Linked DNA regions of Homo sapiens: region 1 is linked to region 2. A link is a contact called in ENCODE Hi-C or POLR2A ChIA-PET data. All regions are on one chromosome and are shown on one strand. The core of a region is the stretch at or near the end of the contact, and the rest is flanking DNA. Distances in the headings are between cores, read along the strand shown.

Region 1 (5,865 bases), core at 1,501-4,000, 64 kb after region 2:
AATTTGGAATGTGGGAAGGTAGTTTTGGGAATGGAGTGGATAAAGTCAGAACACCTGGACTTGAGCTAGTACCACTCTGAATCTTGGGCGGGAAGGTGAAGGCTGGGCACCTGCCTGGTTCATTCAGCACACATTAAGTGCCTACTTATTCAGCTAGAGAGTGTATTTAGGGTTGACCGTGTGCATTGCTTTACATTACCTACCTTACTCTAATTTTCCTCCACAGTTGGAGGGGATTTTTGTGTGGTTGTGGTTGATGGTTATCAAGAAAAAGTGGCCGGGCGTGGTGGCTCACAAGTGTAATCCCAGCACTTTGGGAGGCTGTGGTGGGCAGATCACCTGAGGTCAGGAGTTCAAGACCAGCCTGGCCAACATGGTGAAACCCCCGTCTCTATTAAAAAGTACAAAAATTAGCCGGTCGTGGTGGTGGGCGCCTGTAATCCCAGCTACTCAGGAGGCTGAGGCCGAGAGACTTGCTTGAACCCCGGGAGGTGGAGGTTGCAGTGAGCTGAGATCGGGCCACTGTACTCCAGCCTGGGTGACAGGCAAGACCCTGTCCCAAAAAAAAAAAAAAAAAAGAAAAAGTGTTTTCGTTTTGTTTTCAGCTTGTGTGTCTTTTTTGTTGGTATCTTGTTACCCTTGGGATAATTTTTACTTTCTCTCCCGGGAGCAAGATTTGGGTTCATTAACTGCTTGCTGCTGATTAGTTCATTTTTCCGATGTGTGGGAGAGAGGAGCATCTTCCTTTATTTTCCCCTCCACCTTTGCTAAATGCCGTTACTACTTCCTGTTGCAATGACAGGGCTTCCCAGCTCCCAGCTTCTTTTCCTTAGTCCCCATCGTGTTGGGGAGGACACAGGAGAAAGTTGGCTTGCTCACTGGTTGGTTTACTCAGTCACTTAACAGGAGCCAATTGAGCCCCCACTCTATGCCAGGCTCTGTGCTAAGTGCTAGTCTAATTCAGCCCTCTTGAAGGCCTTAAGAGAGAGCAGGCATTCTTTCTTCCTACCTCATGGGGTTTTTGCAGGTGAGGCTCTGTACCTACCTCCAGGTCTCATGGCAGGTCGACTGGACCCCTGCCACCTCCTGCGGTGCTGCCCTCCTCACCCACTCCTTGCCCACTCTCACTATCGGCTTCCTAATAGGCATTTCCTGGGGCGACTGTATCTGACTAAAATTGGTCATTTTGTAGATCCTTTAGGGGTCCTGGTCCAAAGGTCAGTTTTAATGAGTGATATGGGGACTGTGGAGTTGCAGGGTGGGGAGAGAAATGTGGACCATAACTGACAGTGTTCACAGGGAGAGCACACTGGGGGAAATAAGCCTCACTATTGCAGCTGCTGAGACTGCACGTCTAGTTCATTTTGAATGGCCCCTCAAAGATACCCCCTGAGGATGCTAAATGCAGATTTGTGGATGCTGTTGGCAGAATTTGCTTGTTTATAATACTTTTTTGGGGGGTGCTGGGCAAGGTCGCTCATGCCTATAATTTCAGTACTTTGGGATCTCACCTGGCTCCACCATGATTTGGGAACAGGCATTTAAGTTTAGCAATTCAGGCCAGGCACAGTGGCTCACGCCTGCAGTCCCAGCACTGTGGGAGGCTGAGGTGGGAGGATTGCTTGAGCTCAGGAGTTTGAGAGCAGCCTGGCAACGTAGTGAGACCTCATCTCTACTAAAAGTTAAAAAAAAAAATCAGCTGAACGTGGTGGCTCATGCCTATAGTCCCAGCCACTTGGAAGGCTGAGGTGGGAGAATCACTTGAGCCTGCAAGATCGAGGCTGCACTGAGCTATGATTGTGCCACTGCATTCCAGCTTAGGCAACAGAGCAAGACTCAGTCTCAAAAAAAAAAAAAAAAAAAGAATCTTTTTTGTTTTCGGCCAGTTTGGTTCTACATTTTAGATTGCTTTTGACTGACTTTTTGGGAGACTGTCGTGCCCTTAGAGTATCCATAATAATTATGAAGATGTCAAGTCCCTTAGGACTGCATGTTTGACTTAGCTTTCAGCATCAAAACATGCATCAGAATAGCATAATGGAAAGATCAGTGATTCTGGAGTAAAGTAGACTTGGTTTCAAATTCCAGCCCTCCTCTAATGCCCTTGGATAAATTTCTTCACGGCCTTAGTTTCTTCATCTGTAAAATGGGGATTTTTTTTTTTTTTGGAGACGGATTCTCGCACTGTCACAGGGGCTGGTGTGCAGTGATACAATCTCGGTTCACTGCAACCTCCACCTCCCGGGTTCAAGCGATTCTCCTGCCTCAGCCTCCTGAGTAGCTGGGGTTACAGGCCCCTGCCACCACGCCTGGCTAATTTTTTGTATTTTTAGTAGAGATGGGGTTTCACTATGTTGGCCAGGCTGGTCTTGCACTCCTGACCTCGTGATCTGCCCGCCTGACCTCGTGATCTGCCCGCCTCAGCCTCCCAAAGTGCTGGGATTACAGGCGTGAGCCACAGCACCCGGCCAAAATGGGGATCATTTTACAAGGTGAGAAATAATGTTTGTACAGTACTTTTAGAGTAGCTCCTAGCACATAATAGATGTTCAGAAGTTCCCTTCTTGTTTGATTCAGCAGGAACTAAATTGTATCAAACTGTAGGCAGTTTGATGAATAAGATGTGGTTTCTATCCTGGAGGAACTTAAAATCTAATGGGCTAGGCTGACACATGAATTCATCCTGAGGAGGTTAAGTGCCAAGACCCAGGTTGAGGCTGGAGCAGAGCACAGGAGCATTTCCTCTGCCTGGAGGGTTGGGAGAGCCTTCTGGGAGGAGGTTATGCCTAAGCCCTGTCTTGAGGGATTGAGTAAGAATTCACTTAAGCAAGCAAGGTGGGATGGGTTGTAGCCAAAGCAACAGCATGAGCAATGGATGGAGTATTTAGGAGGACTACATGCAGTTGGGGGTTGGCTGGATGGAACAGTGTGAAGTAGGAATTCCTAGGAAATGAGCCTAGAGAGCCTGGTGAGTGTGAACTTGCTGGTGGGCCTTGTGTACCTTGCTGAAGAATTCAGGGTTATGGGCTGAGTGCTGTGGCTCACACCTGTAATCCCAGCTCTTTGGGAGGCCAGGGTGGGCGGATTGCTTGAGCTCAGGAGTTTGAGAACAGCCTGGGCAACATGGCAAACCCTCGTCTCTACAAAAAATACAAAAATTATATGGGCATGGTGGCGGGCGGCTCCAGTCCCAGCTAGTGAGGAGGCTGAGGTGGGAGGATTGCTTGAGCCTGGGAGGATTGCTTGAGCCAGCGAGGTGGAGGTTGTGGTGAGCTGAGATTGCGCCACTGCACTCCAACCTGGGTGACAGAGCCAGATCCTGTGTCAAAAAAAAAAAAAAAAAAAAAAAAGTAGAAAAAACAGCAGGGCTAGAGATCAGAGGTAGTTTAGGGATTAAAATACACTGTTACTGATTAATAATACTTACATGTAAATTTCCTGTTTTGATAGGAAGATGTAGAATTTGCTAGGAAAGAAAATAAAAATACAAGGAAAAATAATATATAAATAGTGTTAATAACATACTCATGCATTTTTACAGTGCACGGTCTGATTAAGTAAATTTTGGTACATCCATACGATAGAGTGGAATGCAGATGTTAAAAGAATGAGGTAGGTTTATGTGTGCTCTTAAGGAAAATTTTCCAAGAATATTATTTAACAAAAAATATATATGCATAGAGTATCTTTAGAAGTATATATAAGAGGCTGGGGAGGGTGGCTCACGTCTGTAATCCCAGCACTTTGGGAGGCCGAGGTGGGTGGATCACGAGGTCAGGAGATTGAGACCATCCTGGCTAACATGATGAAACCCCATCTCTACTAAAAATACAAAAAAATTAGCCAGGCGTGGTGGCGGGGGCCTGTAGTCCTGGGAGGCTGAGGCGGGAGAATGGCGTGAACCTGGGAGGCGGAGCTTGCAGTGAGCTGATATCGCACCACTGCACTCCAGCCTGGGCGACAGAGTGAGACTCTGTCTCAAAAAAGAAAGAAAGAAAGAAAATATTGTAAAGAAATGACTAACACTATACATTTTCAGGTGAGCTGGAAACCAAGTGGCAGAACATAAAAATAACCTGTGCTACTACAGTGTCATAGTATTATGCATAATGCTAGATTATTTCATGCTCTGACAATAACAGCATTCATTCATGGGGGTTTTTAGAGTTTTCACCTTTCACATACATTATTTCAGTCAAAATTAATCACTCTTCCATCTGTGCTCTCACATCAATTAAAATATTTTAAGAATTATAAATGTTAAGTGATGTTATGTAAAGTTTGGAAAGCGAGAGAAAAGAGTAATACACGTTTAGGCTGGGTGTGGTGGCTCATGTCTGTAATCCCAGCACTTTGGGAGGCTGAGACAGGCAGATCGCTTGAACCCAGGAGTTTGAGACCAGCCTGGGCAACACAGGTGAGACCTCATCTCTAGAAAAAATACAAAAATTAGATGGGCATGGTGGTGTGCACCTGCAATCTCATCTACTCCGGAGGCTGAGGTGGGTGGATCGCTTGAGCCCAGGGAGGTAGAGGCTGCAGTGAGCTGTGATCACACCACTGCACTCCATCCTGGGCTACAGACTGATACCCTGTCTCAAAAAAAAAAAAAAGAAAGTGTTTAAGTGCAGCAGCCATGATTTTATTCTCTTCCTTCCTTCCCTTCTGTTCTTTGCCTATGCCTTAAAAATGTATAGCTGTAGCTAAGGTATACATGTACTTATAGGCTTTTCTGTGTAATATATTTCTTTTTTTGAGACGGAGTCTTGCCCTGTCGCCCAGGCTGGAGTGTAGTGGCGCGATCTTGGCTCACTACAAGTTCTGCCTCCAGGGTTCATGCCATTCTCCTGCCTCAGCCTCCTGAGTAGCTGGGACTACAGGCGCCCACCACCATGCCCAGCTAATTTTTTTTTTTTTTTTTTTTTTTTGTATTTTTAGTAGAGACAGGGTTTCACCGTGTTAGCCAGGATGGTCTCGATCTCCTGACCTCGTGATCCACCCGCCTCGGCTTCCCAAAGTGCTGGGATTACAGGCATGAGCCACCGCTCCCGGACTGTGTAATATATTTCATGCATTTCCCCAGGTGTTGTGTGGTTCTCCTCCTTGGCTTTTTAAATAGCTGCTGTTTTGTGGAACATTGTGATTACTTCACTGTGCTTCACTTGCACCTTTACTCGTGTGTTCTCCATCACAGCCGCGTTAGTTTACTGCCTTCATGCTCATCTCTTCCTAGACTCTTGGGGCTGGTATGACCTCTTTGTCATTAGAATCAGGGCAGAGAGAAAATATTTAGCAAGTATGTCTGAAGGAATAGATGTTCCTTCTGGGCTTTATAACAGCGTTTTAAGGTGTAGGTAAATATGAGCAGTTTTCAGCCAAGGAAAGGAGTCAGATTAAACGGTCACACAGCAGCTATGTGGAAGTGGGTGAACTCAAACTTTGGTTCAGTTCTCCTAACCCCAGCAAAGCACTTGGCAGTGTTTTGTTTTGTTTTTTGTTCTGTTTTGTTTGTTTTGGAGGTGGGATCTCGTTCTGTCAGGCAGGAGTGCAATGGCACGATCAGCTTACTTGAGCCTCCTAGGCTCAAGCGATCCTTCCACCTCAGCCTCCTGAGTTGCTGAGATTATAGATGCATGCCAGCACACCTGGCTAATTTTTGTATTTTTTGTAGAGACAGGGTTTCACCATGTTGCCCAGGCTGGTTTTGAACTTGTGTGCTCAAGTGATCTGGCATGAAATACCGTGCCCGCCTTTATTTTTTATTTTTTTTAAGGCTAGTCAAGTGAAGCAGTGGGAATGGGAAATCCTCTGTTCTTAAGAAATAAAACATGGGGGTCGGCTTTCTCTCCCTTGAACTTTCAACTC
Region 2 (5,866 bases), core at 2,882-5,381:
CAGAGATGGGCATGACCGTGTACAAAATCAATTAGGGAAGGGTAGGTATACGAAAAATAAGTGAAGGGTAGGGATCAATCAGAGGAAAGTGCACCAAACAGGAAGAGAGGTTCCAAGATTTATCCAAGATTTGTAGCTTGGTTTTCAGGCTTTAAATTGTCTTTGATTTGAAGGTGAGGTTTCACTAGGGATTCATCCCTGTCTGCCTAGGATTTGCCTGCCTCCTACTGCTATCACCACTGCCCCACAAGTAGAAAACATTCTTTGCATATTTTTCTTTTTAGTTAGGGTTTACAGAAAGAGAAGGAAACTCTTTCCTTGCCATTATCATCATCATAAAACCATTAAGGCACCCTAGTAGAGGTGAGGAGAGCCTGTGGGCACTAATCTAAAATAAGGAATAATCTGAATGTCTGAGGGAAAATGAATACTTAGGAACAATCAAAATAAAACTTCAAGTGAGGAAAAATAAGAGGAATGAAAAATAGTTCTAATTGGATGAAGGTAAAAGATTCTTCCAAAAGTAGATGGATAGGTCTAATGGAGTGTTTATCTGATTATCTACCATGGGGGTGGCCACAGAGCCCCAGCTGATTTTTGTGTACTCCTTGGTGAAGACAGAATGTTATGCCCTGGCACAGTCTCAAAACAGGAAGAATGAAGGTTTTTAAATCACTGTTTTATTGAAGGAAAACACTAGTCTGCATCAGAGGACTCAAAAAACCCAGGAAGTGAAGTGTAGCCAACTACTGCCTGGGGCTATGGGGGAGTGGGGAATCTGTACCTGGATCCAGACCAAGTCTGTTTCAAATTTATGTGATTGAGAATTTCTCTTTGAAAAGAGCACTTCATGGGACCCTTGGGAGCTGTCAAACTCTGCCCGGGGGCAGAAGATTAACTGCTCTGTGGACCAGCAGGGAGAAGCCTAGTAAATCAGAAGCCCCTTGTTTGTGGGTCTGTGGACTTACAGGTGGCGATGTAACAGGCAGTGCCTCTCTGCAGGCGACTGGGGGACTTCAGAGTTTGTGGCTCAGAACTAGCTGTGTGAATGGAAAGGAGCATTTGAATCCATTCTCCAAACTGCTTATTGAAAAACACACTTGAATGAATCTGCAAAAGAAGTTTCCTTGAATTATCAATCTTCTGGAAGAATCTCCAGGAAATGGTGTCTTCAGGAGAGGAGAACATTCTTTTTGTTTCTTATTGAGGGAGTGGTCAAGTTAAGAGCATGACTTTGGAAACAGCTCTGCTGCCCTTTAGTGGTTGTGTGTTTGTGACCCTAAATTGTCTCAGTGGTAAAATGAGGATTATAATGAGGATTAAATGAGTCAACTACATGGAAAGCAGAACAATGAACATAGTGTGTGCTATTGGCTTTTATTATTCCATATATTCGGGTGTATTACCTCTTAAAAATATTTTAAATGTTTTTATAAAATATTGAAATATTTCTATAAAGCAAGTAATTGCCTGATAATCTCTCTCTTTTCTGGAATTTAATTTTTATAAAGTTTGGTTACAGTTAGACTAAACTATTATGCCCCTTCCTCCCTCCTCCCTTCTTTGCATTTCTTTTCTGTGATCTGCTCTGGCAAGTGCAGAGCTCCCTGTAGCTATATGGTAGCCCAGGAACATGAAAGGCCATTTGCATCAGAAGCCTTCCATATGCCATTCTCCACTTATCATCTGACTGCTCCCAGAGAGCTTATCAATAGAAATGAAATGACTACTACTCCAAGGACAGTCCCTACATTGTAGGTGCACCCCAAAAGAGAGGAGGGTGCTCTCTTCCTTCGTTTCAACTTGTAATTAGTAAAGGCAAGAAAATACCTTCTCAAATGTAGGTTTAAGAATATGGATGTTAAACTGGAATTTCCACTCTCTTTTTTTTTTTAATTAATAAACTTTATTTTTTAGAGCAGTTTTAGTTTCACAGCAAAGTTAAGCAGGAAGAATAGAGAGTTTTCATATACCCCTTGTTCCCACACAAGCACAACCTCCCCAAATATGAACATCCCCCACAAGTGATGCATTTGTTACAATTCATGAACCTACATTAGCACATTGCAGCCTCGAACTCCCCAAGCTCAAGTGACCTTCCCACCTCAGCCTCCTGAGTAGCTGGGGGCTACAGACACATGCCACCATGTCCAGCTAAATTTTTTATTTTTTGTAGAGAAAGGTTCTCACAATATCCCCAGGTAGGTCTTGAATTTCCTGAGCTCAAGCAATCCCCTCACCTCAGCCTTCAAAAGTGTTGGAATTACAGGTGTAAGCCACCACACCTGGCCTGGGTTTTTCTGTAGATATAAGTTTTCAATTTATCTGGACAAGTATCAAATATTTTAATTGTTTAAAAAACTGCCAAACTGTCTTCCAAAGTGGCTGTACCATTTTGAAATCCTACCAGCAATGAATGAGAATTCTTGTTGTTCCACATCAGCACCAGCATCTGGCATTGTCAGTGTTCTGAATTTTGGCTATTCTAATAGGTGTATAGTGGTATCTCACTGGTGTTTTAATTTGCAATTTTCTAATGATGTATGTTGAACGTCTTTTCACATGCTTACTTACCATCTGTATATGTTCTTTGGTGATATGTCTGTTCAGATCTTGTCTTATTTTGTTTTGTGTTGCTATAACAGAATACTTAAGACTGGGTAATTTACAAAGAAAAGAGGTTTATTTAGCTCACTGGTCTGCAGGCTGGGAAGTTCAAAATTGGGTGGTCACATCTGGTGGCTTCTGGTGAAGCCTCAGGCTGCATCGAAACATGGCAGAGAAATGAAAGAGGAGCTAGGCTAATGTGACAAAGGGCAAAATACAAGAGGCAACCTCCCTATACCAACCAGCTCTGCAAGGAACTAATCCATTCCTGGGAGAACTAACAGTCTCTCAAGAAAGACATTAATCTATCTTAACAACCTAATTACCTCTTAAATTCGCCATCTCCCAACACCATCCCATTGAGGTCTAAGCCTCAACATGAGTTTTGGTGGGGACAAACTGCACTCTAACCATAACGGATCTTTTGTCCATTTTTTAATCAAGTTATTCATTTTCTTCTGGTTTAGTTTTAAGAATTCTTTGTATATTTTGGATAATAGTCCCTTATCAGATGTGTCCTTTGCAAATATTTTCTCCAAATCTGTGGTTTGTCTTTTCTTTTCTCTTGACATTGTCTTTTGCAGAGCAAAAAAAAAAAGTTTTTCATTTTGATGAAGTCCAGCTTAAAAATTATTTCTTTTGTGGATTGTGCCTTTGGTGTTTTACCTAAAAAGTCACCACTATATTCAAGGTCATCTAGTTTTCTTCCTAAGTTATTTTCTAGGAGTTTTATAGTTTTGAACTTTATATCTACATCCATGATCCATTTTGAGTTAATTTTTGTGAAGGTGTAAGGTGTACATCTAGATTATTATTATTTTATTTTATTTTATTTTGCTTGTGGATGTCCAGTCATTCCAGTACCATTTGTTGAAAAGATTATCTTTGAGGCTGGGTGCAGTGGTTCACGCCTGTAATCCCAGCACTTTGGGAGGCCAAGGCAGGTGGATCACGAGGTCAGGAGATCCAGACCATCCTGATTAACATGGTGAAACCCCATCTATACTAAAAAAATTACAAAAAAAATTAGCCAGGCGTGGTGGCGGGCACCTGTAGTCCCAGCTACTCGGGAGGCTGAGGCAGGAGAATGACGTGAACCCGGGAAGCGGAGCTTGCAGTGAGCCAAGATTGCTTCACTGTACTCCAGCCTGGATGACAGAGCGAGACTCTGTCTCAAAAAAAAGAAAAGATTATCTTTGCTCCATTATGTTGTCTTTGCTCTTTTGTCAAAGATCAGCTGACTATTTTTATGTGGATCTATTTCTGGGCTTTCTATTCTGTTCCATTGATCTCTTTATCTATTCTTTCATCAGTACTGCACTATCTTAATTACTGTAGCTTTATAGTAAGTCTTGAAGTTAGGGAATGTCAGTTCTCTGACTTTGTTCTTTTTCTTCTTCTTTTTTTTTTTTTTTTTTGAGATGGAGTTTCACTATTGTTACACAGGCTATAGTGCAGTGGCATGCTCTCACCTCACTGCAACTTCTGCCTCCCAGATTCAAGGAATTCTCCTGCCTCAGCCTCCTAAGTGTCTGGGATTACAGGCATGTGCCGCCACGCCCGGCTAATTTTTGTATTTTTATTAGAGATGAGGTTTCACATCGCTTCTCGGCCTTTTGGCTAAGATCAAGTGTGAGATGAGGTTTCACTCTGTTGACCAGGCTGGTTTTAAACTTCTGACCTCAGGTGACTCACCACCCTCGGTCTCCCAAAGTGTTGAGATTACAGGCATGAACCACCGTACCCAGCCTGTTCTTCTCTTTTAATATTACGTTTGCTATTCTGGTTTCGTGTTTTGTTTTGTTTTGTTTTGTTTTGTTTTGCCTCTCTATGTAAACTTTAGAATTAATTTGTCAATATCCACAAAATAACTTGCTGTGATTTTTATTGGAATTGTATTGAATCTATGAAGTTGAGAAGAACTGACATCCTGAAAATATTTAATCAACCTTAATTCTTAATTGCATGATCATGAATAATCTTACTAAGTTAAGACTAAGATGATCATGGAATATCGCTCCATTTATTTAGTTATTCTATTTACTTATTCTTTGATATCTTTCAGTAGAATTTTATAGTTTTTCTTATATAGATCTTGCTCATATTTTATTAGATTTATACCTAAATATTTCATTTTGGGGGGTGCTAATGTAAATGGTAATATATTTTAGTTCCACAGTATCATTTTGATATATAGGAAAGTGGTTAGCTTTTGCATATTAACCTTGCTGTATACAGGATACCTCGTATCCTGTATCCTGTAACCTTGCTATAATTGCTTACTAGTTCCAGGAGGTTTTGTTGTTATTGTTGTCAATTCTTCTGGATTTTCTACACAGACAATTATGTCATCTGCAAACAAAGACAGTTTTATTTATTCTTTTCTTTTCTTTCTTTCTTTCTTTTTTTTTTTTTTTTTTTTTTTTTGAGATGGAGTTTCGCTCTTGTTGCCCAGGCTGGAGTGCAATGGTGTGATCTTGGCTCACCGAAACCTCCACCTCCCGGTTTCAAGTGATTCTCCTGTCTCAGCCTCCCGAGTAGCTGGCATTACAGGCATGCACCCCCACACCCAGCTAATTTTGTATTTTTTGTAGACATGGAGTTTCTCCATGTTGGTCAGGCTGGTCTGGAACTCCTGACCTCAGGTGATCTGCCCGCCTTGGCCTCTCAAAGTGCTGGGATTATAGGCATGAGCCACCGCGCCCGGCCTTATTTACTCTTTTCTAATCTATATTTCTTTTACTGCCTTTTCTTGTCTCACTGAATTAGCTAGGACTTCCATTAAAAAGCAGTGGTTAGAAGGGACATCCTTGTCTTGTTCCTGATCTTAGTGGGAAAGCATCAAGTTTCTCACCATTAAATATATTAGTTTCAGGTTTTTTGTAGATGTTATTTATTAAGTCGAGAATGTTCCTCTCTATTCTTAGTATGCTGAGAGTTTTTATTATAAATGGGTGTTGGGTTTTTGCCAAATGCTTCTCCACATCTATTGATAAGATCATGTGATCCTTTTCTTCTTTAGCCATTGATGTAATAGGCAATATTAATTTATTTTCAAATGTTGAACAAACTTTACATACCTGGGATAAATCCCACTTGGTTATAGTGTATAATTCCTTTTATACATTGTTGAATTTGACTTGCTAATATTTTGTTGAGGATTTTTGCATGTATGTTTATGAGAAGTATTGGTCTGTAGATTTCTTTTATTGTAACATATTTGTCTGGTTTTGGTATTAGGGTGATGCCGCCTCATAGA

The links. Hi-C counts contacts between places; a loop is a spot of excess contacts on that map. ChIA-PET counts read pairs that join two places held with the same protein, here RNA polymerase II (POLR2A). Pooled maps may share reads with other maps.
Region 1: a pooled map shows a loop between it and region 2 (1.9-fold over the local background). The contact joins two enhancer-like sites. A Hi-C loop is called at or near these places in 1 of 168 maps with a recorded cell type or tissue (endothelial cell of umbilical vein) and 2 of 50 pooled maps. POLR2A ChIA-PET finds 5 or more read pairs at or near these places in 4 of 52 experiments (H1, MCF 10A, Panc1 and 1 more).

Annotation. Positions count from the first base shown.
Region 1 is chr2:158,987,766-158,993,630 of GRCh38, forward strand. The region is part of intron 1 of TANC1 (tetratricopeptide repeat, ankyrin repeat and coiled-coil containing 1); the gene reads left to right. Among named protein-coding and RNA genes, the nearest start is that of TANC1, 22 kb to the left of the region's middle. RefSeq lists an enhancer at 3,981-4,080. Within about 2 kb of position 2,751, at least 3 of the 41 ENCODE cell types and tissues checked have a DNase peak (open chromatin) inside an H3K27ac peak, as active enhancers do.
Region 2 is chr2:158,922,565-158,928,430 of GRCh38, forward strand. No RefSeq gene overlaps it. Among named protein-coding and RNA genes, the nearest start is that of TANC1, 43 kb to the right of the region's middle. RefSeq lists an enhancer at 241-1,265. Within about 2 kb of position 4,132, at least 3 of the 41 ENCODE cell types and tissues checked have a DNase peak (open chromatin) inside an H3K27ac peak, as active enhancers do.